7 separate regions of the Mus musculus genome follow, and all the other regions are linked to region 1. Evidence: chromatin loops called from intact Hi-C (ENCODE). Cell type or tissue: heart. All regions are shown on one strand. Region 1 holds the start of Tmem131 (transmembrane protein 131). Region 2 overlaps Tmem131 (transmembrane protein 131). Region 3 overlaps Tmem131 (transmembrane protein 131). Region 4 overlaps Tmem131 (transmembrane protein 131). Region 5 overlaps Vwa3b (von Willebrand factor A domain containing 3B). Region 6 has its middle 33 kb from the start of Vwa3b. Region 7 overlaps Tmem131 (transmembrane protein 131).

Region 1 (4,000 bases):
ACAAAAATAATCTAACTAGTTTTCTTCTTAGGGAAAAAAAAAAGCAGCATTCACTGTGAATTAATTCATGAAGGTTCTGTGACTGCTCACACTTCTCCTTGGGCTCACGTTCAGAAACAGGTAGTCCAGAACACCCCCACCCCCAAATTAGTCTTCAAGACTGCAAAGTAATTTCTGATCTTGTCAAAGTACCAGTTTTACAACCTTACAATATTAGAGGAGTTATTAAAACTGGAGTGCGGCTTCAATTGTGAGTTACAGGTGAAGGGTGTGCAAGCTGGGAACTTGACATTCGTTTCTAAGGGCTCACACATCAAAGAGAAAGGCACCGAATTACGTGAGGATATTAAAGCAGAAATGGAAACCGGCTTCCAGTAGCTTACTAGAGGCAAATGAGAGTCTATTTAGGGCTAATAACAAACGATCCTCCATACCGCAAAGGGATAGTGAAGAAGGATACTAAGGAAACAAGAGCCTCTTCAAAGAGATGTCCCAGCAAATAGAAATTTTATAAGCCGTGTATTGAAGCCTTTCCACCAGTCTCGCTTTTTTTTTTTCTTCTTTTTTAACCACCGCATTTTAAAGTGAGCTCGGTCCGCATGCCCAAATTAAAACCTGACAAAGGGAAAACAAGAAAAGCGTCCCGCGATCGACCTAGCAGGAGCCACCAAGAAGCCTAAAAGCGGGGTGCCTCCTCGCATAGCGGGCCAAGTGGCAAGAACCTACAAGAGAGCTCGGGAAGTTTTATGGGCACTGACAGTAGACGAGGGAAAGACCGGGACACGGTGAGGGGAAAGGAATCACGGAGCAGCGGCAGAGCCGCGGCGCGCGGCCGACGCGGCAGCTCGCCGAACCCCGAGTCGCCGGCTCGGGACGGGGCTCGACCCAGCAACTTCGCGCCGGCGCCCGTCGCGGGCCTCCCTCTGCCGCCTGTCGCCCGCCGCCCGCCGCCGGCAACCCACCTTCCTTCTCGGCCCGCGCCGCGGCCACCACGAGGGTCATCACCAGGTGCAGCGCTCCCAGGAGGCCCGCGGCTGCGCTCCGAGGACCCCCGCCTCGGCCAGCCGCGGGCTCCAGCCCGGCCGCGGAGGACGTGGAGGCGGCGGCGGCGGCGGCGGCTGCTCCTCCCGCCCGCTTCCCCATCCTGGCGGGCCGGGGGCCGCCGAGCTCGAGGTCCTGCGCGACCCTTCTCCGCGAGGCGACGGCAGCGGCGCGGGAGCCGTGGTCCGGGCTATGGCCGCGGTGCCCGAGGAGAGAGCGGTTGTGGGCCCAGAGCTCGGGCTCCCGGCGTGGGTCTGGGTCGGTGCGTGCGTGGGAGCGAGAGTGTCAGTCACAGTCTCGGCATCGGCATCGCCTACGAAGAGCCGGAACGGAGAGGCCGCGGGTCAGGCACGGCGGGCGGCCATACTGGAAACGGGCAAGGGCCGCGGGCCCCGGCGCTGGCCTCTAAGGGGCGGGGCAGAGCGCAGGGGCCCGCCCCCTCCGTGCCAATACCTGGGCGGCCCGCCGGTTCGCGTGCTCCCCGTGGACTCCGTGAGCTCCGGCTCCTCGCCCCGCCCTCAGAATCACACGGGCTTCACCGACCGGACGGGCCGGGGCGGCCAACCGCACCCTGTCACTGCCGCACGGCCCGGGAGAAGGAGGGAGAGGGACCCGGGCCGGCCAGGAGTTAAGATGGCGGCCGGAGCTTCACGGAGGCAATGACGGCAGTCACGTGGGAGATAGGGTAGCCACGCTGCGCAGCCGCTTTGGTGCGTGGGCGGGGCCCGGCCGCGCCTCCGACGCCGGGACAAACCCGGGTCTAGTGGTACTGCAATGTCCGAGCCTTTCAGAGGGCTGAGTGCGCATCCGGAGCCCAGCGCCGACAGTCCGTGCCAGTGATTTCTCGGGTCGCACCTCTGCCTCTCGGTGGCTTTGACGTGGGAAGTGTTCAGGGTCCGATTCAATTTCTTGCAGTGCTTCCTTAAGAACGGGGGACCCGCCCTCTTTACATTTGTGTCTTCCAAAGCGTACCCAAGAGGGACTTAATGGAACCTTCGTACCTCTTGTTCACAGGAAGCCCTTTTTATGCAGTTTCTTTGCTTGCTTGTATTTGGAAACTTACCATGTGTGTAAAAAGCATTAGTTGGGGCGGGGTGGAGGAACAAGGCGAGGTGTGCCAGAAATCAGACTGGGTTTTCTCTGTCTTGGAATGATCAATATGTTTCTATGCGCATACTCCTTTCAAAGGCCAAAATCAAAGATGGTGTGTCTTAGTCTCCTGTAAGAAGCACCTCATGTCTCCCAGGTTAAAGTTTGAGTGTGTGTGTGTGTTTTTCTGTGTGTCTGTTTGCTCGATACAAGTCTTAATCTAGGCCCTTTGGGGAAGGGGAAGGAAGGATATTGTCACAGTTTGGTAGCCTGGTCACTTCCCCCCAGAGCCTAGCCCCAGAGTCTTTTTTTGCTTTTCTCAGCTTTTGGTTGAGTTAGTCGATCTATTTAAAAGGCCACATTTGCCTATTGCATGTCTTAGAACAAACTAGAAAAGAAAATGGGATTTCAGAAAACCTTTTTTAAAAGGTACTCAACGTTCTTCCTTCTGCTGTCGTCCTGTTTGTGAAGCAAACATGTAAATTAATAATACATTTTGAAGGCGTCCTCACCCCCGATGGCTTTTGGTTTGCCCCCCACCCCCACCCCCAAGGCATTCTCCTTCTGTAGCCTAGGTTGACCTAGAACTCACTGTGAGCCCAGGCTGGAGTGGAACTCATTGTGTTCCTTAAAAGTCAGTAGAATACTGGGATTAGAGGTATATGCCACCATCCCTGACTGCTGTTTTAAAGAACATTAATTTTTTGAATACTAGCACTGAATTTAAGTTAATGGTTTTCAGTGCTGGGTATCCAACCCAGGGCTTAAATTTTCTTCTTAATGTAATGAAATCTCAATAATTATCTCTAAACTGGCTTTTGAAATGTGCCTAAGGTAAGAGATTTATATGGAAGGTTTCTAACACTGGGAGAAATTAAGCCCAAGGAAATGTAAGTGCTTCACTGGGTCATAGTTTAGCTTCCAGGGTGCTGGCAATAGTCCTTCCTCCACTGCCAAACTCGAGGCAAGCAAGTCCCTCCAACCTTGAAAAGTTCACTTCTCTAAAGCAGGCATCAACCACATTCCATATTAACCCTAGGCTCAAAAGCCCCTTGGGAAACAATTTGCATGTGTCATTGGCACTTGAACATATAGGAACATGTTCAGCAGAGGTCAGCTTCTCATGAATCTACTGCCTCTGCAGTGGGCCCTTTTTCTTAACACAAGTTCTTTCCAAGACCCTATACCTAACTGTGTATTTTTGAGCTGTGTTCTTTTTTTTAAATGGCTCCTTGGAATACTTGAACAGGCTTTTACCTGACTCTTTAGAGTCAGCATTTGGGCAGGGGCAGCCCTAACAGGCAAGGTAGTCTTAGGCCGGCCTGTCACTAACACCAATTAAAGAGACAATTAAGTGAAAAGCAGGGCAAGGAGATTTATTCAGTGTGGCCACAGTGGGAAGAGGAGGGTTAAAGGTCCCCAGCCCGCTCTTAGCAGTGTTTAACACAGGTTTCAGTTTAAACGGAGGGAGGGCAAGAGGTAGTCATACATAAGCAGTCTTGATCAAGGCTTGCCCCTGCCCATTTCTTTCTGTAGTCTCCTTGCAATGTGATCTGAGGAGCTATCCAAATTGTGGCAAATCTCTTCCTGGGAGACAGGTTTCTCCTGAGGCTGGCACCCAGGCCTCAGCCTTTCACTTCCTTCAAAGGGATATTTCTGGGGAAATTCCAATTCCTTGGGGTCCATCGTTTGAATAGTCTGATTGCCAAAGGGAGTGGTTCAAGAGCCTTTTAGATTATCTTTGCCAAGATGGTTCTCGTAGGACTCACCACTGTGAAAATCTTCCCTGTGCCTGATAGACATTGGCAGCATCATACCCAGAGGGTATGACAAGGCCAGGAGGAATGTACTAGAGTAACCTTTGGACGTT
Region 2 (4,000 bases), 75 kb before region 1:
AAAATATGACTGAATCATAGTGCCTGTTGCTTTCAGACGGCTTATAAAACTACAAGGACCTGGGAAGATGGCTGGCATCTGCTGTTCAAGAATGAGGACCTGAACGTGAACCCCAACATCTACATAAAACCTGGGCATATACAGTTAAGGAGGTAGAAACATAAAGGGTCCTGAGGTTATCTGGCCAACCGTCTAGCTGAATGGATGTGCTTCAGGTTCAGTGACAGAATCCTTTGTTTAAGAAATATAGGGTGGGAGAACTCTTTAAACTTACATGGTGGAAGGAAAGAATCAAATCCCCACAAGTTGTTCTTTGACCTGCCTAAACATACACACACACACACACACACACACACACACAAATACACGCATTAAAAAAATAGATAGCTGCTACCCCTGTTCAATGTACGATCATAATTTGTTTTCTTTCTATGTGTAAGAAACACTGCTTTAGTGTGCCTGGAGAGATGGCTCAATGGCTCATTTACTGCTTCCAGAGGACTAGAGTTTGGTTTCTAGCAACCATGCCAGATGGTTCACAAGTGCCTGCAACTCCAGTTCCACAGATCTTGTCTCTAAATTCCACGGGCACTGCACTCATGTGCCCATGTATTCATTCTCATATTTATTCTCTCTCTCTCTCTCAGAAACAAAAGAGGGAGATTATTTTCAAAGTATGTAGAACATGCCCAGAGTTAGAAAGATCACACTGACTTCAGGAAACAGTCTGTAGTTTTCTATATATGTGGAATAAGAAATGAAGACTATTCGCATTTATCATAAGACAACAGGAACCATTAAAGGACTTTTTATGGGAAGATAATAATGTGATCAAGTTTATAAAAATTTTATTTATTACTCCCCTTGTGTGTGTGTGTGTGTGTGTGTGTATGTGTGTGTACGTACAGGAGGGCATGCTGTCTGTAAGTATGAGGGTAGAGATCAGAGGACAACTTTGGGAGTCAGTTCTCTCCTCCCACCATGTGGATAGCAGAAATTGAACTTAGGTATCAGGCATGGCAGTATATGCTTTTACCCACTGAGCCATCTCCCTGGCCTCATGATCAAATTTTAACATTATAATTTGTTGACAGCATGGATGATAAGTCAGTAAATGCCATACATGTAGAGACAGTCTTAGTTTTCAACTAACACGGGCCTGAGCCAAGAGGAGGTAGCAGAGCAATGAAGAATGTAGGAGAGAGTACATAAACTTGATAAAACCTTTCTCCTGACTGACAGAAGAGACATGAGTGCTCCAAGGGACAGGAAGTACTCAGATGCCTCAGTGGCGAGGAATGGGGCCATAGACTGGGAATCACAGGCTTGTGCCAGAGCTATGAAAGATCAGGGAAAGGTGCCCCAGCAGGCTTCAGATAGGACGAATATGTAGATGTGTGCTCACAAGGCTACCTGCAGACAAAAGAAGGGGCAGAGGAAGGGGACCATGTGCTCCACAAAGTACCAAGGACACAAAACTGGTGTCCTAACTAAGGCCCCAGCCAGTGCAGTCACCCACCGGGGTTTGTGAGCTCAGCATGGCAGCCTGCTGCCCAGGGAACACGCCCTTGCATTTTCCTGCTGGGAGACACAACATGCTGCCTCTATCCTGCCAAGTACTGCTCGCTGGCAAGTAACAGGATGGCTGCCACAACACTGTGTCACCAATCCCATACTTAGCCTGGAAGAGGGGACTTCTATACACTGAGCAGCATAGAGGGAAAAAATCCTCCTCCAGAATTCCCTTACATGTGTCCTCATACCCCTAGCTAGTCTGGGTCATATCTCTCTGTAAACTGACCCTAAATGAGAATGGAAATGTTATATCCAACTTAAACAGAATTTGCTCCTGTGCCAGGGACATGCTCACTTTGCCCACAGGTTGAACAACTGAAAAGAAAGCTTAACACTTATTAACAAAAACAAACAAACATGGGCGGGGTTGCTAGAGGTAGGCAGGTGTCCTCAGGCAACAGGCAGGTAGCCTACAGCAGCTCTTCTACAGTGGTGCTCTGACCTCATGCTTCCTACTTAGTACCCACTTAAGAAATGCAGGAGTGTTTGGAGGCAGAAAGAAAATAGATCAATGCGGGAAAAATTCTGATTAACTAACAATGTCTATGTTTCTATGAGTGGAGGAAAAACCCTAACTCAAAGAGGACATGAACAAGTATAGTAACTGTCTACTTCCTGAAGCCACTTAGGAATAACTTTTTCCTCTCTCTTTTATTTTAATAATCTTTTTATTAAAATATATAATAAAAATATATTTTTTTCTTTTCTCTCTTTATCTTTTTAATCATATTCAACACAATATATTTTATACCAATCTTAAAAATGATGGACATGTTATTAAATGAACATAAAATGATAAGGCCTTTTTTTTGTTTGGTTTTAGTAGAGCTTAAAATCTTGGCTCTTAATGTGGTACAAAACAAAAATGAGAACAATTTTTAGACATTGGAGTTCATTTTATTACAATGTACTTCAATGTCCCTCACATCACGAAAGGATTCTACCTCCATTGTAGCTAAGCTAAGAGTTGACAGTTCTGCTGCGCCAAGGAATGAATTGTAGGTATGATTTTTGGATACAGATTTCCTGCTATGGTCGAAGCTATTTGACTTGAGTGACTGTTGTCCTTCACAGCTTGCAGGGAACAGGTTACATTCATTTAAGAAATGGTGTGTGTATTGAGATGGTCTATCCATGAAGTCATTCATCAACTGTTTCAATGAACAATGGCTCTGCTTGGAGGGTGGCACAGACTTCAGGTGAGGGTAAGATTCTGGTTCATTGGCTGTGATGATTTTGAAAAGCATTCATCTCAGAATAAGAGTAATTTATAAAGTCCTCTTCTTCAAAATTGATACAGTAATTATAAATATCAAGCAAAGCCTTCAGTCTCACTTTTTGCTGTTCTCTTACAAGCCACCACCCAAATTAATTGTCTACACTTCTTTTGGCTGTATAAATAATTTTGAAATATATAAGCTGTTCTGAAAACCACAGTATATTGTAAAAACATCAAATAAACAATTCTACTAATAGAGAGGCTGAGACAGGAGAGCGTGACTTCAAGACCATTATGTGGTACACAGCAAGACACTGTCATGTACAAACAAGCAGAAAGTGTATATGGATTGTGCAATATTGGATTTTTCCAGTTATCAAGTTAGAAAGACCAATGCATGACAGCCAACAAATTTTTAATCACTCATATTTTTGAATTTCAATCAATTAGGATATGTTTGTAATATTAATTTTCATATTAAGCAATATTACAGAAAAGTGGTCGTTACTTCCTATTAATTTTCTTGTTAGAGGTGGAATTATGTTTGTGTGGGTTTGTTGAAAGATTACTTTCTTGCTTCTTCTAGGGTGTAGTTTCACTCCTTGTGTTGGTGTTCTCCATCTATTATTAGGGCTGGATTTGTGGAAAGATATTGTGTAATTTGTTTTTTTCATAGAATATCTTGTTTTCTCCGTCTATGGTGTTTGAGAGTTTTGCTGGGTATAGTAGCCTGGGCTGACATTTGTGTTCTCTTAGGGTCTGTATGACATCTGCCCAGGATCTTCTGGCTTTCATAGTCTCTGGTGAGAAGTCTGGTGTAATTCTGATAGGTCTGCCTTATATGTTACTTGGCCTTTTTCCCTTACTGCTTTTAAAATTCTTTCTTTGTTTAGTGCAGTTGGTGTCTTGATTATTCTGTGACTGGAGGAATTTCTTTTCTGGTCCAGTCTATTTGGAGTTCTGTAGGTTTCCTGTATGTTCATGAGCATCTCTTTCTTTAGGTTAGGGAAGTTTTCCTCTATAATTTTGTTGAAGATATTTACTGGCCCTTGAAGTTGGAAAATTGGGAATCTTCACTCTCGTCTATACCTATTATCCTTAGGTGTGGTCTTCTCATTGTGTCCTGGATTTCCTGGATGTTTTGTATTAGGAACTTTTTGCTTTTTGCATTTTCTTTCACTGTTGTGTCAATGTTTTCTATGGTAT
Region 3 (4,000 bases), 100 kb before region 1:
CTGAAAGTAAACCTGGAAGCAGTGTAGTTTCAGAAACTAGGTTTTAGGAAGCAACAGAACACCTTTTTTAAAAAATAAATAAATAAAAATAAAGATACATGTAAATGATGAAGTTTTAGAAATATAAGTTTAAGGCTTTTGCAGTGCCACATGCCTGTCTTCTCAGCCCTTGGGAGGCTGAGGCAATCTTGAATTCAAGGCCATCTGCGCTGCACAGTCTGTGGCCATCTTAGGCTACATGAGGCTATTTCAGAAAAACAAAACCAAAAAATGTATACGTACATATCAATTTTACATATAGCTAGATCTAGTGGTGGATCCAATAACAGTGCCATGAGAAGATTAAACACTCTGAGATACATGTACAATTCTAATAAAGATCAAAGCACTTGGTTTCTGAGTTGAGAGTGTATATGCCTAGCATGTGCAAAGCTCTGGGTTTGAACCCAATAGCACACATACCAAAAAAGGTCTCTACAGGAGGGCTGGAGAGAGAGAGTGGCTAATGTGCAACAACTCTGCAAGGCTGGACTGGAGCAAAGTCTCACGGTCTATGGGATGAAGGGAACTACAGTTGACAACAGTTAGTGGCCATTTCAAAGATCACAGAAGATGTCGAGTGTTTTTAATACACAGGAATAGGAAGTGATGGGTAAGCCAACTGCCCAGAACTCATTTTCTCCTGTAGACATGTACTGAAATGTCAGAGTGGTCCATAAATATGTGCACTTAACTATGTTTCAGTTAAAACAGAAATACAAAGATATTTGGTTTTGAAGCTTGTGCCTACAATGTTTTTTTAAATTAATATCTCTGGTGTACAATAAATGACAAGTATTCAAGTATAACCCGGGAATTGCTGACCTTTGTATACAGGCATGAAGCCATCCCTGCAATGTAGATATTAAATATAGCCAGTGCTCCAAAATTCTCTCCGCCCCCCCTCTTCTCAGGCAGTGCATATTCCTTTGACTCTGGGCATTTTCCTGTGTTGCCATATTGCTGTGAGATAGTTTCTCACTGAGCTGGGAGCTTGCTGCTCTTTCAGATTTGGCTGCTTAGTGAGCTGTCAGAATCGGCTTGACCTTATGTCCCCAGTGCTGGGATTACAGGTAAATTCTACCATGCCAAAGTCTTTCAGTGGGTGCTGGGGATTAGAACTCAGGACCTCATGTTGGAAAAACAAGCATTCTTATCTACAGAGCCACCTTCCCAGCCCCTCTTCTAGAGTTTTCTACACACAGAGTAAATAGTATGTACTATATCTGGCTTGTTTTGTTTTTTTCTTTCAATGTAATTACCTTGAGATTCACCAGGTTCTATTAATAATTCATTTCTTTTCTCTCTTTATGGTTGCTTTGCTTTGTTTTATTCATCTGCAACATGGCCTTGCTACAGGTTGTCTGGACTCAACAATCCAAGTACTGAGATTAGAAGTGTGTGCCAACTTGCCTGGTCTCACATCACAGTTTCTTACACTAACATACTGGTGATGTCTAGTGTTGGGTGACATGAAGCTGCAGTAGGTACTGACTGAGGACACTTGTTATGGACACCTGCCTTCTTTTCTTTTAGGTAAACATTAAGGAAGAGAGTGGGCAAGATGGTGGGAAACTTTAATAGCAGAGAACTTTAGTGCTAACAAAGAATAGATACATTGATTTAACTTTAGTAAATTTGGGGCAAAGTAGTAGTAAGTAGGGGAACTGTGATACTTGTTTTATCATAAAGTCTCCCAGGAAGGAGTAAGAGAGAACAAAGCAGTAGGACATCTAAACTCCAAGATAAGCAGAAAAGGTTTTCTGCTTGCTTGCTCTCCTCTGTGTATGCTGAAGGCCACGCTCTGCAGGCTGGCTAGAGCTCTATCTCACTGAGTACTGTGACCTGCCATTTGGCACAGCTGGGCACAGCTGAGCAGCAGCACGTCTGTCCAGCAAGTGCCAGGCCTGCATGATGCCCCACCTTTAGCAAACAAACAAGGAATAACTGGGAAAGGAGTAGAGAAATTAATTCAAAGTGAAGATAACTAGGTCACAACAAAGACTGAGGAAAATGGGTAACACGCAAACAGTGTGGACTGCCCCACATCTCTTGAGCCCACCTAGAAAACCCTAGGACTTTTTCTAACATAGTCTTGGCAACTGTGACAGACTTGAGATTTCTTGCTAGGCACTAATTCCCACCAAAATGAAGATTAAACTTACCCTCTGGAAAAGGACAGAAACTCACCTGTAAAGGCTCACTGTGAGGATTGTGTATGTTTATTATGGGTGAAAAGCTGCTGTTTACGGGGACTCTGGCCCCAAGAAATGGCCTTAATCGATACGGATTTGGAACCCCAACACCAAATACCTGTTTCAAAGGGGGGAAAAAAGCTTTAGTTGCGTTGTAAACTAGCATTTTCATAGTTACAGCTCTCTTATCTCTGGAGAACAGTCAGTCTAATTTTGATGCGAGCAATGCTAACCACCCCTTGAAGTGGCATGCGTAGATCTGCTTTCCTGTGTACATGCATCCAGAATGAGTTCTGGATGACTTTTAGCACAGCCCTTCAGTAGACCATGGACTACACATAGAGATGCACACAGGGAGCTGAAATTTCCCTATCCCACTAGTAAGGGATAGAGCCATGACCCAGACAATGCTCAGCTATGGAGCCCAGGCTCAGGTTAACCCCCATGGAACATTTCACTTAGGCTGACCAAAAGGGAAAGGCAACTATTCAAATGACAAATATTATTGTCTATGCTATGCCAGGCACAGCACAGGCACCGTAGTGAACACAGTAAATAATGAGCCCATGGCACTTACTCTAGTACTGGGCAGATGTGGTAAAGGCAGAGACTCTTATAAAATGTGCTGTGATTATAAAGTAAGTCACAGAAGGAGAAGGAGTTGGGGAACAGTGAGAGGTAGCAGAGGTGACATCTGAGAAAGAGCAGGGGCAGGGCCAAGAGTAGCAGACAGATGAGGTGTATTTAGGACAAAGACTTGGAGGAGCACCAGCTGTGGGAAAGGACAGAGTACACTAGAGTACAGCAGTCATTGAAGCTCATCTTAACAACCTGACAGTAACCGTCAGATACTATAGACTATGACCGCCTGTGTTAGTGCCTGGGAGAGCCAAGCCCTTCATTCTACATTAGTCTAGTCACTGAGTGGACAAGGTAGCCAGGAGTGGTAGAGTGTACATCTAGAATATGCGAGGGCCTCAGTGCATTTCCTGGTACTACAAACAAACAAACAAACAAACAAACAAACAAACAAAAGCAATAGATGAAATGCAAACCCCTGAGATCCAGGAAGTGTAAGTGCCCTAAACCTAATGTCCTGTATTTCCCATTTCCCCCTGGAGTTCACACCGCAGCTCCTAAAGGTTATCAGGTTTGCTGGTTATGACTGTACTGAAAAGGAAGCGTAAGTTCTGGTCTTACCTGGTAAGTGAACACCCCATGGTTAGATGTGTTAATAAATAAAGTATTTTCTACATTTCCTACTACTCTTGCAAGAAAAACTACATCAAATGATGTGTTTCCTCCTGGAAGAATTTTCTGAAAAAGAAAAGTAAGAAAATTAAATTATCACAAAACAGTCAGAGCATACTGGCTAACAGACAGCTAGAGTTCTACAAAACAAACACATCTTAGAATCATTTCTATAAACCAGCTGTTTCCTTTTAAACATCTAACCTTCAAGTTAGCCACACTGTTGTACAATGGAAAATAATAAAAGATGTCTTCATTACCTATCTTTGTCCTTTACTAGCCTAAAGCTCTGCTCAGATAGCTCCCTTGGACTCTGGTCATTCAAAAGTCACTAGACTGGAATAAAGGACCTAATTATACACTGTTAGCTCCAAGACCAGACAAACAGGCCCGGGGCTGAGCCTAAGCTTTCTATATAGATGCAGTGTTGTACTAAAACAGAAAGCCTGGGCCTCAATCCTCTGACCTCTGCCATTTGTCCATATGAAATATGAAATGTCCCAGCTACTTAAATT
Region 4 (4,000 bases), 120 kb before region 1:
ATAAAGAATTATGGTCTTTGTACATGTGGTTCCTATCCCCTTAAAATAATTTTCTAAATGAGAAACGTGCTTGTCTAATAATTAGTCCCAGAAAACAGATATATGACATCCTTCTCCCTGGCAAGACCCCGAGGGTGGCCATGAGGCTGGGGAGAGGACGGGTACAGCGGTGGCTGCAGTGCTGCCTTGTCAGCTATCCAGTTTCTACAGCTAACATAACTCCTGCTGGCCTGTTCTTAGGCCACATGAAGACCAAAGATAATAAAATTCCTTTTGCAACTCTACTCAAATATTGAGCTGAAAGGTTTTTGAAACGTTTTCTGACATACTGCTCCCTAGCAGCTAGTGAGGAGATTGGGGTACTGATGGTGACTGAGGAGGAAGAAGGCTCTTATGCACGCATGATAAAGCATGGGTGTAACATACAGTCAGGACAAAGTGCAATATAGGGAGGCAAAGGCTCGATGATAGCCCAACTGAAATATGTTAACCTTATTAAAATTTATATTGAAAGGGACACAATCTTGAGTCAGGCTTTGTTAAATAGGGTGTCCCATCTCCTACCCGCTAGACCTCCACCCCAAGAAGATACCATTTCTACATTCCTACATCTGCCCAACGCATCCTGACTCTTTCTCAAAAAGCCAGCTCCTTTCCTATTTCTTCTCTCAAGGCTCAACCTCTGAGGCATAGCTGAGCTCTCTGACTACCTGTCTCTCACAGTTGCCTCCCTGTGTTGACCTCATTGGGACACTCAAGGAGTTGATCCCTGTGAAATATCTTTGCCTGTGTCCTCTCCCAACCACCTCCCTCATGTATATCACCTGCTAGTCACTGGGGATAAAAGGTACCTCATTCCTTTCCTAGAGAGACCAACCCGTAAGAAACCATCATCAAACCAAAAAGGAATTGTGACAAGTGTTCTAGAATTACACATGAAACCACTGCTGTCTACAGTAGTCAAGAAGTATTTGGATTTTTGTATTTCCTTACTTAATATCCTATATACAGACTTTTAATTCTTTAAAATTAAAAAGATTACATTATTTACTTGTGTGTGTGTGGTGGTGGGCTCATGTGCCAGGGCGTGCACGCCCCATGCAGACCGTGTAGAGGTCAGGGAATAACTCACACGAGTTGCTTCTCTCCTTCCCTCATGTGAGTCCTGCTAAACTCAGGTGGATCAGGCTTGGTGGCACCTTCACCTGCAGAGCCACCAACCCCAGATGAACTGAAAACATCTTAATTTTAAATCTTAAAAGTAACTAAAAAGATACTGATTCTATCTAGAAAGAGATTTTATACTTATGTTGCACATATCAAGTTTTATATGTAAAACCCAACAATTTATTTGTATATTATATTTATTTATTTATGAGAGTAAATGTTTATATTTTTATGTAGGAAAAAATCCAATTCAGCTGGGCTTTGTTGAAATCAAGGGACCTCTTCCTACTGAATAAAACCTATGTGGGTTTTTTTTCCCTAGCACAAAGACTTTTTTTTAAAAAAGATTTATTTATTATTATATGTAAGTACACTGTAGCTGTCTTCAGACACTCCAGAAGAGGGCGACAGATCTCATTACGGGTGGTTGTGAGCCACCATGTGGTTGCTGCGATTTGAACTCAGGATCTTTGGAAGAGCAGTCGGTGCTCTTAGTCACTGAGCCATCTCTCCAGCCCACAAAGACATTTTTTACATTTTTAAGCATCTACAAAGTTTTTGGAGATGATTTTAAAATTGTCTGTACATGCCTGCCTAGACAATTTCTTATCAAGCTGAAAAAATTGATTCTAGCTGTTTTTCAGATAGATCAGAGAAACATTTTGATATCAACTTTTTCTGCATCAAGAGTTCCTGTTTCTATTTTACGAGTGTTGGTATTTATGTGCACTGTATGTGTGTCTTGATCCCCTGGAACTGGGGTTACAGACAGCTGGGAGCCATCCTGTCATGTAGGTGCTGGACTCCCAGTGACTCTTTAAACACGGCCCTGTCGCAGCCCTCGCCCTCCTGCTGCAGGGTGCAGCTGCTTCTCTCCCTGACAACCAATGGGATGCATCCTTAGGTTTTCTAAATTGCTAACAACCTAATTAAACAGCTTCATATTTTTTTTTTGTTTTTTGTTTTTTTAAAAAAGGTCACTCTGTGTGTATGTGTGTGTAAAACTATACAGAACAAGACATTTCTTTAGGCCATTTTTTCCCCCTTTCAAATAGTGGAGGCTTTGCTGGAAGCAGGAAAGGCTTTGTTGAGTTAGGCTGCAAGATGCTTTCTCTCTAAGCCCCTTTTTCTTTGCAGGACAACTTGTATCTGCTTTACACATCAAGGCTCCTGCTTCCAGTCTTCATAGGAAATCTTCCTGAGGGAGGGTCTATTGCTCATCCCACTTTCCATTCTCTTAAGAACCTGGCGCAGTGCGGTGCTTCAGTTACAGTAGAGGATGAAAACAGGAAATGTCTTTCCCATTTGAGCACTAAGCAACAGAAAACAACGATCAAGCGAAGCGTGAGCTGGCTTACTGGGAAGGAAGGGGGAAGAACCATGTGCTTGGGGAAGCAGGTCAGCGAGCCCACGGCGATCACAGCTTTCACAGGGATGGTCAGGATCTATGGAGGAAAGAGGCAGACCACCATCACGTCAGAAGTCTGGGATGTTTGCTACTGACAATGACTTCACTGTTTTAGGAATTAAAAACAAAGCTTATTTTGTGTTGTATACTGACAATAACGCAAAACCAGTATTAAAACCACCCTGGAAACTTTTTAATCTGCCCAAGGTTTTCTATAAAATGAAAACAATCCATTTCCAGTGACTACTCATTTACCTGCTAAAACCAGTTAAGACCAAGTCACAGGGGAGGAATAAAGACAGCTTTTCAAAATACAAGTCCTCTACAGATTAAAAAGGAAAGTTGTATTCCTAAAACAACATCTATAAAAATCCAGGATTTCTACAGCTATGAAATTCAATATTGTTTTGGTAGAAATAGATTTCAACTCAAGTTTTAAAGACAAGTTGAACATTCTGTAGTTAGAATTTCAGCTTATTCCTAATTAGTATCACAAGTGAGCCATGAATGCCGTGTATGGGGGTATATTTGTGTTTTGTTTTAAAAACTTTTATTTTTTTAATTGTATGTGTGTGGCTATTTTGCCTGAATACCTACCACGCTCATGCCTGGTGCCTGCAGAAACCGGAAGGGGGCACTAGATCCTCTGAACTGGAACTACAAATAGTTATGAGCCACCTTGTAGGTGCTGGGAATTGAACCTGGGTCTTCAAGAAGAACAGCCAGTGCTCCTAACTGCTGAACCATGTTTCCTGCCCTGTTTAATTTTTATTTTCATCCATTAAAAAAAAAAAAAAAAACCAAAAAACCAAAACTGTCTCAATTCTGAAAGGCACTTACTTCTATATGAATGTTAAGTATGAATTCCTCACTTTTGGAGGTAACTGGATATACTCTAATCATTTATTATTTGAATAGCCAGTTCTGTTTATTTTGCCACTGGATTTGTGTATGCTGAAACCACTCAGGAGGACAAAGATAGCAACTTGTTGAATTTAGAAGTACTCAACCGCCCAAAGATCTGTAAGTGTTAAATTAAAAGTATTTAGGTCTGAGACAGGCAAGCAACCTTCCACCTGTAATGCTAGCACTTGGGAAGCTCAAGTAGGAGGCCTGCTAGTTCAAGGCTGGTTTACTATACAGTGAGTTCCAGAACCTTTATCCAAAAAATCAAAAGTATAAAATAGGAAAAAGATCAGATCTGCCAGAAATACATGCAATCAGGATCTTAGTGAATATAATATACACTCTACACAGAGGACTGCAAAACACAAGTGCAGAGTCAGACCTGCAGCTCAGGAAGTCCAGTCCAGACCTGCTCTGTGGTGATCTGTAGACAGGTTTTTAACAGCGTGACTCTCAGTGTGCTAAGGGCACTTTCCTGTCACTGTGGTTAAGTTAGGAGGTCTGAGGAGGTTCAGCAGA
Region 5 (4,000 bases), 140 kb after region 1:
CTGCGCATGTTCTATCTGCTAACGTCTCATTGGCCAGAGCTAATCACATGACCATGCCCAGTCCTAATGAAGGGTGAGGACTCTTCCACCCGCAGAAAGCTGAGGAGGGGCGTGGGTATGGGATGTGAACAGTAATGCAAGGGGTCACAGCCTTTCATTCTTGTGTGATTCTGGGTTTGGTCCCAGGAAACAGTGTTTGATGGAAAATGAATCACTTCGGTATCAGATCTGGCATCAAATCCTAGTTTTGCCACAAATTATGATATGATAGCATATTACCAAGACTTTATGCTTTTTCATTTATAGAATGGGAATAATACCATCTGCTTATATGAGTATTGAGGGCTTCAGTCCACATGACACACAGAGAAATATTCAGGACAAACCAGCTTTCGATGAATATCAACTGCCCTTTTTCTTTTTTAGAATTCCAGATGCATTTCCTGAAGACACTGGCTCTAGATGGTGAAATAATCTGGAAGAACATGGCAGCCTCTATCATAATGACCAATTTAAAGAGTCACTACATAGTCAGGGCTGGGAATTAGAATTGGGAACAGAGAACTGGATGTGGAAGGATCAAGTGTCCTGGTGGGAGACAAGTCCCGTTGTTGGGAGCATCCTAGGGCAACCATGGAGGGTGTTAATCCCTGCTGTGGCAAAAGGAGCCCATGTCCCTCTTCTCCTGGAAGTGGGATTTTTACTTAGTGTTGAGTCGGGTAGTGCACTGGGCCCTCTGTGTGAGTAATTTCTTCCTTTGTAAGCTCAGCCAGAGCTCAAAACGCTGCTCATATGTTTGTAAAGTTGGACATGCTAGCGTTCACTTCTTGGAAGGCCCCCGTAGAGCTGGCGGTGAGGTCTGTACTTGTTTAGAAGCTGCAGCTGCTGGTATGGCCAGGGATACCATCTTTATGGCTACCCATTGGGTTCTCAAAGCTGGTGGGTCCAAGGTAGAGGTTTGGGAACTCTTCGGGAAGACTTATCATATTAGTGTCTGAAGCAAGCTCTATTTCTGTTTTAGCTTCTATTCTTGCTTTATCATTAAAAAAAAAATCTGAAATAATGACTATAGATGTATAAAGTTAGATCAGAGTAAAAGTTGGCGTCTGTCATCATCCATCATGAAAATGTAATAATTTTGACATTGAAGCTGCTTAGTTCAGGCACGGAACTGGTCGTCAGAGCTGACAGCGTAATGCTTCAGGTGGTTTGAGATCCCAGGCTCTTCAGGTTTGTAAATTCAAGCAGCCAGGGCTAGCCTGATCACGTGGGCTGCAAGCCATGCTCAGTGCTGCGTGATCCCGCTTCATCAAGCCAGAGCATCTCACTGGACCAAACCACTGCAGCTTGCGTTTAAAACTTTCATCTGATATGATACATACCACCCAAAGTCCCAACGGCTTAGAGCCTCTCCTTGTCCAATGGAGTGAAAAGGGGCAACAAGGCTTGTCTTTTATTTCTGGGCTCCTCTCATTAGGCAGCTGTCAGCAATCAGCCCTGAAGTAGCTCTTCCCGCTGAGCCTGTTCTGTGCGCTGACACACTCAACATAGCTGAGTCATCTTAGTTACCGGTCCAGTTTACAGAGGAGGAGAAAAAACGATAGATAGGTTCTGCTGTGACCATCACTAGACCTTGCTTGCCAGATAGACGGAAGAGATTATGTAAGGAGCACATTAAGAGGAAAGGGCCATAGCACAAGGCTGTAGTAAAAGGCCACGACGCTTTGCAGGGTACATTTTGTTTGTATCTGGTACTTTGAGTGAATTGGAACTTAAAAAAAAAAATCTGCTCTGGGGCCAGGAAGACCACTCAGCAGGTGGAGGTGCTTGCTGCCAAGTCTGAGGGCCTGGGTTCAAGTCCTAGGACATACGTGGTGGAAGTTGCCCTCTGACCTTCATGCACATATGTATGCTTACACGCACATATAATAAACAAAATGCAAAAGCCTTTTTAAAAAGAAGCACAAGAGCTGTAAAAAAAAAACTGGTAGTCTATTTTTGAAATTTTCTTTTTTTGTTTGTTTTGGCAGAGGGGGAGAAAGCGTGAGCTAAGACTACGGGTTTTAAAACTACATTTTATTTACTTGAACATCATCAGGTTGCTATGTTTAAAGGAGCAGTCCTGCTCTTGGCAGACACACGTGATCTTTAATTAGACTCTGAGTCTCGTGGCCCATCACTCAGGCCTGGCACCATGCCTCTCTGTTTCCATTCTCCAGTTTAATTTAGAAGTGCCGGGTGGTGCCTTTCGGTAGCTGTTTCTGTCGGCAGCAAGAGGCTCTCTCAGAATTACCTTTTCTCTGCCTGAAATTGAGCTTAATTCAGTGAATGTGGCCGAACAGTCCTTCTGAGCTGTTGCCACGTGATGGTTTAACAGGCGGAGGTCTGTATGACCTCCCCTCCCCCCCAGACTCCACCCCTCTTGCCTGATTGGCACCTTGAATTTCTTGTCATCGCTTAAGGCGGGCCCCTGGTTAGTAAGGATTTATTAAGCATCTGCTGTAGGATTTAAAATCTCACTGGGGTGAAGCTGAAGAAATCAAAAGAAATGGACAACAAGACTCTGAACCCAGGGGCACCAGACTCTCCGAGCGTCCATGTCTGCTTCTGCTCTGATTTATGTTGCTCCTTTCTCCATTCCCCCAAGAGTCAAAGTAACATAAGAACTCCCCACCCCTACCTCCCTCTCATCCACCGTTAGTTCACACCTTTGAAGATCTCATGGACGCTCAGGCTTTGCACCCTCACAAAGAGTGAGCCCCTATGGTTAGGGACACCCCACCCCTACTCCCGTATTCCTGTCTCCATCTTAGGCTCCAGCCCTGGACTCCTTGTTTAGTTCGAGGTTCTTAGCTGCAGTGTGGCCTGTTCACCTGATACCAGACAGGGGTAAGATCAGTTCTGGGCTTAGCTCAGCCATTGCAATCAACCTCTGATCTAACCGAGTAGGTCCAAGCATCCTGTAGGCATAGCTTAACAACACACAAGATGTGGAGAAATTCATCAAAAGTCTTAAAATTTAAACCGAGTTGCCTGGGGAAAGAGAGCTAGTGTGAATTCTGATTATATTTGAATAAGCTTGCTATGATTTCAAAGCTGAGAGAGGCCTCTAGATATGTAAAAGTTGAGAGCTTTGCTGGGCTCCAGGATATTCAGGGATAGAAAAAGGGAATTCTCAAAAAGTCTATTTTAAAACAGTCTATTTGGAGGTATTAGCCAATTATCAAGGGTGCTTTAGTTATAAAAAAAATCGATAAACAAAATTCCATCCTTAAGGCTATCATAGTTATCTTAGCCAGTTTGCTATTGCTATAGTGGAATACCTGAGGCTGGGTACTTTTAAAAACTAGTGAAGACAGCAATAACAGCAGTGACAAATCCAGAAGAGCTACTTAGCTCACACCTTTGAAGATTGAAAGCTCAGACAGGGTGAGCCTGACTCGAGGGAAGGCCCCTTCACTACATCTCATCATGGCAGGAATACGTTTACTCTTCCTGTTTTCCATGCGCTCAGGTCTCCGCCGTCAGCTCACCAGTACCGCCAGAGAGCCCGGGGAACATGATTATCAGCAAGGGGTGTTCCTCCCCAGAATAGGAATGGTTAATTCAGGTTTACTAAATGTCTTAGTTCGGGTTTTACTGCTGTGAACAGACACCATGACCAAGGCAAGTCTTGTAAGGACAATATTTAATTAGGGCTGGCTTACAGGTTCAGAGGTTCAGTCCAATATCAAGGTGAGAGCATGGCAGCGTCCAGGCAGACATGAGAGTTCCACCTCTTGTCCTGAAGGCAGCTAGGAGAAGACTGGCTTGCAGGTAGCTAGGATGAGGGTCTTAAAACCCACACCCACAGTGACACACCTACAAGGCCACACCTCTCAACAGTGCCATTCCCTGGATCATCAAAGTAAGTGAATGGGGGACAGTGAGAAGACATCCCCTTTGCATTTTACAGTGTTCTGTTTACAAGAAGAGTAGGGGACCAGTAGACAGTCACACA
Region 6 (4,000 bases), 56 kb after region 1:
CATGTCAGAGCTCCTGGGAGTCAAGCTGCCTCTGAGACCTTGAGATCCTGGTGTGACCAAGCTCCTGGGATCCTGTGACCCTCTGATCCTGGATGTTGGAGCACCTGGGATTAGAGCTGCCTCTGGGTATTTTGTGGTTGGCTGCAGAGTTTACACCCAAGGTCTGCTCAGGGCATGGGCCCAGACAGACCGGAAGGAACCCATGCTGGCGGAATTCCTGCATGCCTGGGTGTCACCGGTCCTAGTTACTCCCAGTGTTGGGGACAGATGTTATGTCCTCCTCACCTCTGATCCTCTCATTTTTTTAGAATTTGACGAATAATCTTTATAAAGTTTTCTGATTTCCTCCCACACCCCTGCTCCCTTCAAATCCATGATCTTTTTATTCTATAATTACACATATGCATATATGTATATAACTCATACCTACTGAGTCCAATTAGTATTATTTGTACACATGTGTGTTTAGAGTTACCACTAAAATTACTTGATTTCAACTTCATGCCTTTCTGGTTTTGTTGTTGTTGTTGTTTTTTGTGGTGGTGGTGGTGGTGGTGGTGGTGGTGTGTGTGTACATGTATGCGGAGGTCAGAGGTTGAGGTTGGGAGTCTTTTTACGTGCTCTCCACTGAACGTACTAAGGAGGTTTCTCATTTGAATCCAGAGCTTCCTGGCTGGACAGGAAGTCCCTGTGTCTGCCTCCTGAGTGCACTGGATTACAGGCAGGCTGCTATGACAACCTGGTGTTCCTGTAGGTGGTGAGGGTCTGAACTCAACTCAGGCTTGTCTGACGAATGCTTTACTCATTATTTACATATATACATGCATGTGCACACACATGCACATATACATATTCATGTACACACATATATACATACATACATGTATGCATGCATACACATACACACAACATACATATACATATATACATGTACACTCATACACATATACACACATACATGTACACACATATACACACATACATGTACACATATATACACACATACATACAGGTACACACATACACACATACGTACATGTACACACATATACACACATACAGACACACACACGCTTAAAGACTAATCTGCTTTGAAAACGGAACATATACCATCGTTCAACAAGTTCTCTACTTTAAACATTTTTGTTTTCATGCATTTCTTTCCCTCCAACCTAAGCTTACCTTTTCCTCTTTCTTGTCCTTTCAATTTAATGAGGATACTAAATTCAAAGTGAAATTATTAATAATTCATTCGTACTGATGTAAGCTTATTCTGCACAACCAGCTTGGATCCCTTTCTAAACCCATTATTAAGAAAAGTTTCCAGCCAGAAGCCTCATACTGACGGAGGAGAGCTGTCTCCTAATTTGGGAAACTTGTTCTTGAAATAGCGCTGGCTTCCTTTCGTGGGACTAGCTGCCACGGATACATGTTTGTTTGTTATTTCATTCTAGAGAGGGTTATAGGAAGGATCTCAAAAGAACCTTTTGCAGAGTACAAGAAGGCATGCACAAAAAGGTAGATTTATGTGAAATTTCAGTCTAAGTCACAACTCGTGTGCACTGACAGAAAGCAGGTCAGTTGTGGTTTGGGGCCACGATTAGGGTGAGGGCTGTCTGCAAGGGGAGAAGGGGACTTTTTAGGGTGATGGAAATGTTCTCTGTCGTGACAGTGGTTACACAGCAGGCTATACTTGTGAAAAGCATCAGGCTGTATACTTAATTATATGTAAATTATACTTGAGTAAAATTGATTTACAAGCAAGAATGTAATTTGGAGCCAACATCCGGATGGGCCAGGATTCCCATAGGAGTTGAAATAAATTTCTTGTTTTTTACTTAAAGATATCTTACTTAGATATCATAAATGCATCTATTTGCTTTATGCCCAAGGGACATCTCCAACCCTTTGTCCTTCAGCAGTCAGTCCCCCGTGAGTTAAATAAGGACTTTAAATAGCCTGAGCTAGCTCCTTTGCTAGCCCTCATTTGCAAGAACATACTAGGTACTGTAACTTGGTTTTCTTTGGGTGCAGTGGTATTCACAGCCCCACGGGCCCCTCTCCCGGGTAGACTTTCTATTCCTGTTTTTAACTCCATGTAGCCAAGGCCATGTTCACTGTATTCCTGCATGGATGGTATCCAAGCTTCGCATAGATGGTCATATAGGCGCCTGTGGCCGTCTTCAGGTACATCTGCTGCTCTCTGGTACATCCCGAAGCTCAGCCAGACAGGTCGTGGGGAGGCCCCTCTGCCCTGGCCCTGGCCAACCTGTGTTCTTATACTCTCAGGTTGCTGCTAGAGAGGCCTCAAGTCCATAGATTTTGCTCCTGTCAGTTGCCTGGATGTGGGCCCAGGAGGAGCCTATCCTGCCAGTCAGCTGTTGCTGGGAACCGTGACAAGACCAGAGCTGAGGCTTCCTGTAACAACACACAAAAGCAGAGAGAACAAGCAGATGTGGAGCAAACATTAGCCCCACCATGGGCAGGAAATAAGGCTGACATGAGCCCCCAAATAAGGGGTGAACTGAAGCTCTACTTGTCGGGTCTCAAAGGTGGAGGACTGACAAGGAAGTGGAGGACTGCAGGAGTCTGAACTCCCATTCTTTTTGTTTGCTCTAGAGACAGCTTCCCTGTGTAGCTCAGGCTGGCCTTGGAGTCTCCGTCCAGCTACCCCTGCCCCCACTGCTGGAGCTACCCCTGCCCCCACTGCTGGCTGAGGTTACAGTCCTGCTGGCTCCTTCATGCTTTTTGTTAGAACACAAACATAAGGCCAGAACTCACAATGTGCCCTCGCTTTAGTGTCCCTTCTTGGGTTTCTGATGAACAACAACAAAAACCATAATTGATTACCCATGGATATAACAGCCTAAGACTGTGTGAGGAGTCTTCCACTGCAGCCAGCGATTTTAAGAACTCTTTAAAGGGGGTCTTAGCCTGAGTGCCCAGTTCTGATTGAGCCTTGGAACTGAAGTGGCTTTGAGGCAATGTGATGGGCTCCACTTTTTTTTTTTTTTCCAAGACAGGATTTCTCTGTGTATTCCTGGCTGTCCTGGAACTCACTCTGTAGACCAGGCTGGCCTCAGACTCAGAAATCCGACTGCCTCTGCCTCCCAAGTACTGGGATTAAAGGTGTGCGCCACCACTGCCCGACTTTGGTGCCACTTTTGATATTAAAGATAAGGTGTTAATATTTTACACCACTGAGGCTAGGTTTAATCAGCCAATTCTCTTGTAGGCTCTGTGGCTCATGAACATTTCTTTGGTCTATGAATAGTATGTATTTGGGTCAAGGCAAGAGTAAAATGTGAGTCTTTGTGATTATAAAGGAAGGAAAAGAACCCTGGCTCGGGCAGAGGGCAGTAGTAGCCACTGACGAAGGGATGGGTGAGCATGGGTCACACAGGCAGCCAAGACGAGGCAGCAGGAAGTGGTCTACCTGAGAGCCAAAGCACCAAGCCCTTGCAGCATGGTATTTTGTTGTTGTTTTTTTTAAGATGTATTTATGTATTATATGTAAGTACACTGTCGCTGTCTTCAGATACCCCAGAAGAGGGCTTCAGAGCTCATTACAGATGGTTGCGAGCCACCATGAGGTTGCTGAGATTTGAATTCAGGACCTTCGGAAGAGCAGTCAGTGCTCTTAATGGCTGGGCCATCTCTCCAGGCTGCAGCATGTTTTATTGTTCCATCAGACTCTACTTAAAGAGATTTTAATATTATATCATATATATTTGTATATAACATAATATTATATAATATACCACATATATGTATTGTTTTAAAATATAATTTATTATATTTATTATTATAGATAATATAAACATATTATTTTATGTATTATTATAATTCAATATTAATTTAGTAATTATAAATCTCATATTATATTTCTTAATAAACATTCTTAAATTTATAATTTAAGTGAAGAAACACAAGTGAAGGAGCCTTAAGTCCAGGCACCAGCCCCTGAAGAGCATGTTACCCTATGTGCAAGAACTTCTAG
Region 7 (4,000 bases), 55 kb before region 1:
TTAAGGGAGCTGGGTGTGCTCACTACTGGACTGTAGTTATGATCTCCCAGTATAAAACAGCATGCAGCCTTTTCAATGTGTAATTTAGACATCTACACCGTATGCTGTTCATAGATGAATAAAGGGTGATCAAAACATCAGAGCATAAGGAGCTATGCTCCTGTATAAACAGAAGCAAAACTCAAGAAATCTATTGCCCTGCGTACTTTTTGAGGAATAAAACATCATAAAGACAATGTAGCAAAAGATCCCAAGGACAAAAGCAAAAGTATTCAGGATGATAAACTGCAAACCCTCTGTGGTAGTTTGACTAGGAAGAGCCCCTCATGAGTTTGAATGCTTGGCTGTGGGAAGTGGCACTATTAAGAGGTGTGGAACATTTGGAGTAGGTGTGGTCTTATTGGAGGAAGTGTGTCACTGTTAGGGTGGGCTTTGAGGTCTCAGAAGCCCAAGCTACAGACAGTGTGGACACAGTCTCCTTCTGCTGCTTGAGGTTCAAGATGTAGAAGTCTCAGCTCCTTCTCCAGCACCATGTCTGCCTGCATATGCCCATGTCCCAGCATGGTGATAGTGAAGGACCGAACCTCTGAACCTGTAAGCCAGCCAGTTAAATGTTCCCCTTTATAAGAGTTGCCCTGGTCATGGTGTCTCTTCACAGCAACAGAAGCCCTAAGACAACATCTTATGAAAAATTAGCTGATATTCAATAAGAAATAAGATTAGAACAAATAAATTCTTATTGAAGTATAAGGCAGACACAACAAAACAATCATTTAGCTATAATAAAGTCTCACAGCAGGCAAACACTGTGCCCCAAGTACTGAAAGGAGATGCTATTTTGGCTCTGAGGTAATCTGAGAAATAAAATCTTAAACTTGTCTTTACGTGTATCTTAACATTGGGCCTAAACACAGGGCAGCACAACAGAAAGTGTAAAAATTAGGTGGAAGAGACCAAATTCGCCTTCAGTACACTGAAGGTCAAATCAAAATCTATTTTAAAAGTGTCAGAATCTAGAGCTTAACCACAAACAAGTCATGTCAGGAGGAACAGACACAAGACAAGCCGCAAAACCATGTAACAGAGCAAGCAAATGCCCTGCCCTGAGTAACTGTACCAGGAGGGGTTTCATAATGGGAAAGTTTCTCTCACAAAGCAGTGAGAAGAAAGGGGGTGGGGACTGAAATGTAAACAAAGAACAAGAACAGGAAATTCACTCCAGGAAAGCAGAGGCTGGAGAAAATAGCTCAGAGGTCAAGAGCACTTGTTCCTGCTGAGGATGGTTCACAACCATCCCTAAGTCCAGTGTGGGGAGGATCTGATGCCTGCTTTTGACCTGCACAGCATGAAGCATGCAAGTGGTGCACCTACACACGCGTGAGGGAAAAAGTAAATGGGCCACAACTGTCTGAAAAGAGATTACTTCCTTAAAGAGGACATCTCTACAGAGAAATCAATTTTACCAGCTGATTGAAGGGACATTTGGCCCATCACATTCCACGACAGAGCTTAGCAGAATTCTGGGTCCTAGAAACTATCTATATCATGTAAACCATCTATCACAAATGACTACCACTAGTGGTTCAAAGAAAGTTCTCAGAATCAGAGAAACATGGTAATGCCCAAATGAACCCAGATTATCCTTCTGTCCTGCCACTCCAGAAGAGGCCATCAGACTCCTTCCCACCCTGCAATTCACACCACATGCATGCAGTGCTCACCACTGGGCTGCCAATTCCAGACCAATTTGAACACAACTTTTTAGACGGTTCCCCACCTCTCAATAGGATTCACAGGAGGAAAGCAGACTATTTCAATCCACCACACTGGCCTCTGCAGGAGCACTTATGTAATGTGTCAGTTCTCATCATAAATGCAGCTCACAATAGCTCAACTTCCTCAGCAAGGTCACAGGGATCCCTGTGGGCTGAGCGTAAAGGTCTAGGGCCTGAGTTCAGCCCTGCACATGCTAGGCCATCACCATCACTAAACTACTTCCCCAGACCTTAAGAGATGTTTGAATTGTTACAAAGCAGATGCCATTACCATCAAGAAAACAAAGACACGAATGACCATTCTAAAGTGCACAGGACAGTTTCCCTGACTCCCCAAACAATGAACTACTTGGCTCAAGATGTAAATTTTCCTGAACTTTATGATGTTACTAATTATAGTTTTCATTTTTATTTGTGTGCACACAGGCACATAATGTTTTTCTCTATTATTCTGCATGTTATCTCTTCAGACAAGGGTCTCTTCTCACTGAATCTGGGGCTTGCAAATTTGCCAAGACTAGCTGGCTAGTGAGCTCCAAGGGTTTGTTTCCCCTACCCCAGGGCTCAGGTTACATGTGCACCATGCCTGGGTGCCTTAGAATCCCAGTTCGGGTCCTCAGGCAGAGCAGGCATCTTGCTGGCTAAGCCACCTTCCGGCCCCCTTAATTTTTATCTGTAGTAGCATCTTCTTGCACTATAATTCAAAGTGTTCAGCTGTCATACCAATTATGAATATTTCCTGTGGCCCCTGACTTGATGAATGGCTACTGTGATATAAAATTAATTGCTATGTTATAGAACTGTCTATAGTGCGAGAAAACAAAACTATGCTTAGTGAGAACAGGCACCATAGAAATGAATGCAGGCATTAGGCTGCATCACATCAGAGCGCTGCTCTCCAGTCTACGCGAAAAGCACAGTGGCTAAGAGGGAAGCTTTACAGGAAGGCTCGGTTCTGTCACTCACCAGTTGCTTACTTGGTTAATTTACTGATTTCTGTACATTAAGCTGCTTGCCTAAGTCTATTACATTCACTTAAGAATTTGGAGGCCGGTGCTATAGCTCAGCAACAAAGTGCTTGTCCAGCACACACAAGACTCTTAGACTGATTTCCAGAGCAAAAACAATAACAAATAAAGCATGCCTAGGCAATACCCAATAGTATTACTTTTCTATGCTTTCCAAACTTCTGCAAACTTTTACATGTCTCTTTATAGAGATGAATATTCTCAGCCTTCATAAAAGTTGATCCTAGCTCCTTCTCCCTTCCCTTTCCCTAACAGAACAGAGAGCCCACTCCCAAGACTGTTCAGAGGAGATGACCACCTACAACCCACAGACCAAGCCACTCTGCTACTGGTTTTATGCTTGCTTCCTAGGTACCAGGGATAGACGGCTGCTTTTGTACCACAGTAACAGTAGATGAGTGGTTAAGTGGAGACTGCTAGCACCTGAACCCTCAGACAGCTAATGTCTGATCCTTACAGAACGATTGCTAACTTCTTGCTTAGATGGTAAAAAGCAGTATCATAGTGCCCCACTTCCAAAACCACTAAATCCCTACATACGGCAGCCTTTCCTACGACAGCATCATGTAACATATCTTCACATGAGACATAATGGAAATACTACTCCTGGTGGACTCAAATACTATCCTCTAATACTATCTAAGCAGTCAGAGTCAGGTGAGAATCCAGATGCTGGCTGTGCCCTCACTCCATACACAGTTGTGCACTTTGGCCACCTGTATTTCTGACAAATCAGCTATAAATGCAAGGCTGTCAATGATCCCCTGACTCTCTTATTCACCAGGACAGCTCACAGAGCTCAGAACAACACTCCACTGAAAATTTTCAGTTTGTTGCTAAAGGAATAGTGACCTGAACACAGATCTGTGGTGTCTGTCATCAGGACACTCACTTCCCTGCCATGTAGGTTCATCTACCAAGAACATAGCTCTGCTCTGGTGTGCAGAGCTTTGACTGGAGTCTCATTACAAAGATATACAAAAGGGGATTTCTGAAACAATGGGGAAAAAATGAGTACAACGCAGGCAGGTTTCAGATCACAGCAGGGCTCTGGTTATCCACTGCTGCAAAGTCAGGCCTCTGAAGCACAGTGGCTTAAGGCAGTTTACTACTACTGCCCATCCTGGGGCTGGTGAACCCCCAGTTGCTCGTTCTCATTCATGCCTTTGTGCTACATCTGTAGGAAGCGTCAGATGT

What was found. Hi-C counts contacts between places; a loop is a spot of excess contacts. Peaks named below come from ENCODE experiments on the same cell type or tissue, not always from the same donor. Only the 100,000 strongest peaks of a DNase experiment are listed, where the experiment ranks them.
Region 2: a loop joins it to region 1, with 2.9 times the contacts of the local background. A loop is called at or near these places in 9 of 42 quality-filtered maps.
Region 3: a loop joins it to region 1, with 2.1 times the contacts of the local background. A loop is called at or near these places in 7 of 42 quality-filtered maps.
Region 4: it touches region 1 in a loop (6-fold over the local background); 11 of 42 quality-filtered maps call a loop at or near these places.
Region 5: it touches region 1 in a loop (2.0-fold over the local background); 4 of 42 quality-filtered maps call a loop at or near these places.
Region 6: a loop joins it to region 1, with 4 times the contacts of the local background. A loop is called at or near these places in 9 of 42 quality-filtered maps.
Region 7: it touches region 1 in a loop (2.4-fold over the local background); 6 of 42 quality-filtered maps call a loop at or near these places.

What each region holds. Positions count from the first base shown.
Region 1 is chr1:36,938,203-36,942,202 of GRCm38, forward strand. Tmem131 (transmembrane protein 131) reads right to left here and starts at 1,325. Exons shown (of 41, transcript NM_018872.2): 1 at 963-1,325. The coding sequence starts at 1,143. In heart, a CTCF peak has its summit at 1,811; DNase peaks (open chromatin) are centred at 1,479 and 1,769; H3K4me3 peaks cover 2,590 bases; H3K27ac peaks cover 2,021 bases.
Region 2 is chr1:36,863,365-36,867,364 of GRCm38, forward strand. The region is part of intron 4 of Tmem131 (transmembrane protein 131); the gene reads right to left. Among named protein-coding and RNA genes, the nearest start is that of Tmem131, 74 kb to the right of the region's middle. In heart, no CTCF peak of the experiment used is centred here; a DNase peak (open chromatin) is centred at 1,587; H3K27ac peaks cover 354 bases.
Region 3 is chr1:36,838,160-36,842,159 of GRCm38, forward strand. It overlaps Tmem131 (transmembrane protein 131), which reads right to left. Exons shown (of 41, transcript NM_018872.2): 6 at 3,435-3,551; 7 at 2,230-2,352. Among named protein-coding and RNA genes, the nearest start is that of Zap70, 78 kb to the left of the region's middle. In heart, no CTCF peak of the experiment used is centred here; a DNase peak (open chromatin) is centred at 1,892.
Region 4 is chr1:36,820,542-36,824,541 of GRCm38, forward strand. Tmem131 (transmembrane protein 131) reads right to left here. Exons shown (of 41, transcript NM_018872.2): 19 at 2,526-2,612. Among named protein-coding and RNA genes, the nearest start is that of Zap70, 61 kb to the left of the region's middle. In heart, CTCF peaks have their summits at 1,560 (motif pointing right) and 1,762; no DNase peak of the experiment used is centred here.
Region 5 is chr1:37,075,941-37,079,940 of GRCm38, forward strand. All of the region lies in intron 7 of Vwa3b (von Willebrand factor A domain containing 3B), which reads left to right. Among named protein-coding and RNA genes, the nearest start is that of Gm39626, 32 kb to the left of the region's middle. In heart, no CTCF peak of the experiment used is centred here; a DNase peak (open chromatin) is centred at 2,281.
Region 6 is chr1:36,994,357-36,998,356 of GRCm38, forward strand. No RefSeq gene overlaps it. Among named protein-coding and RNA genes, the nearest start is that of Vwa3b, 33 kb to the right of the region's middle. In heart, no CTCF peak of the experiment used is centred here; a DNase peak (open chromatin) is centred at 2,385; H3K27ac peaks cover 721 bases.
Region 7 is chr1:36,882,828-36,886,827 of GRCm38, forward strand. All of the region lies in intron 2 of Tmem131 (transmembrane protein 131), which reads right to left. Among named protein-coding and RNA genes, the nearest start is that of Tmem131, 55 kb to the right of the region's middle. In heart, a CTCF peak has its summit at 1,838; a DNase peak (open chromatin) is centred at 1,914; H3K27ac peaks cover 889 bases.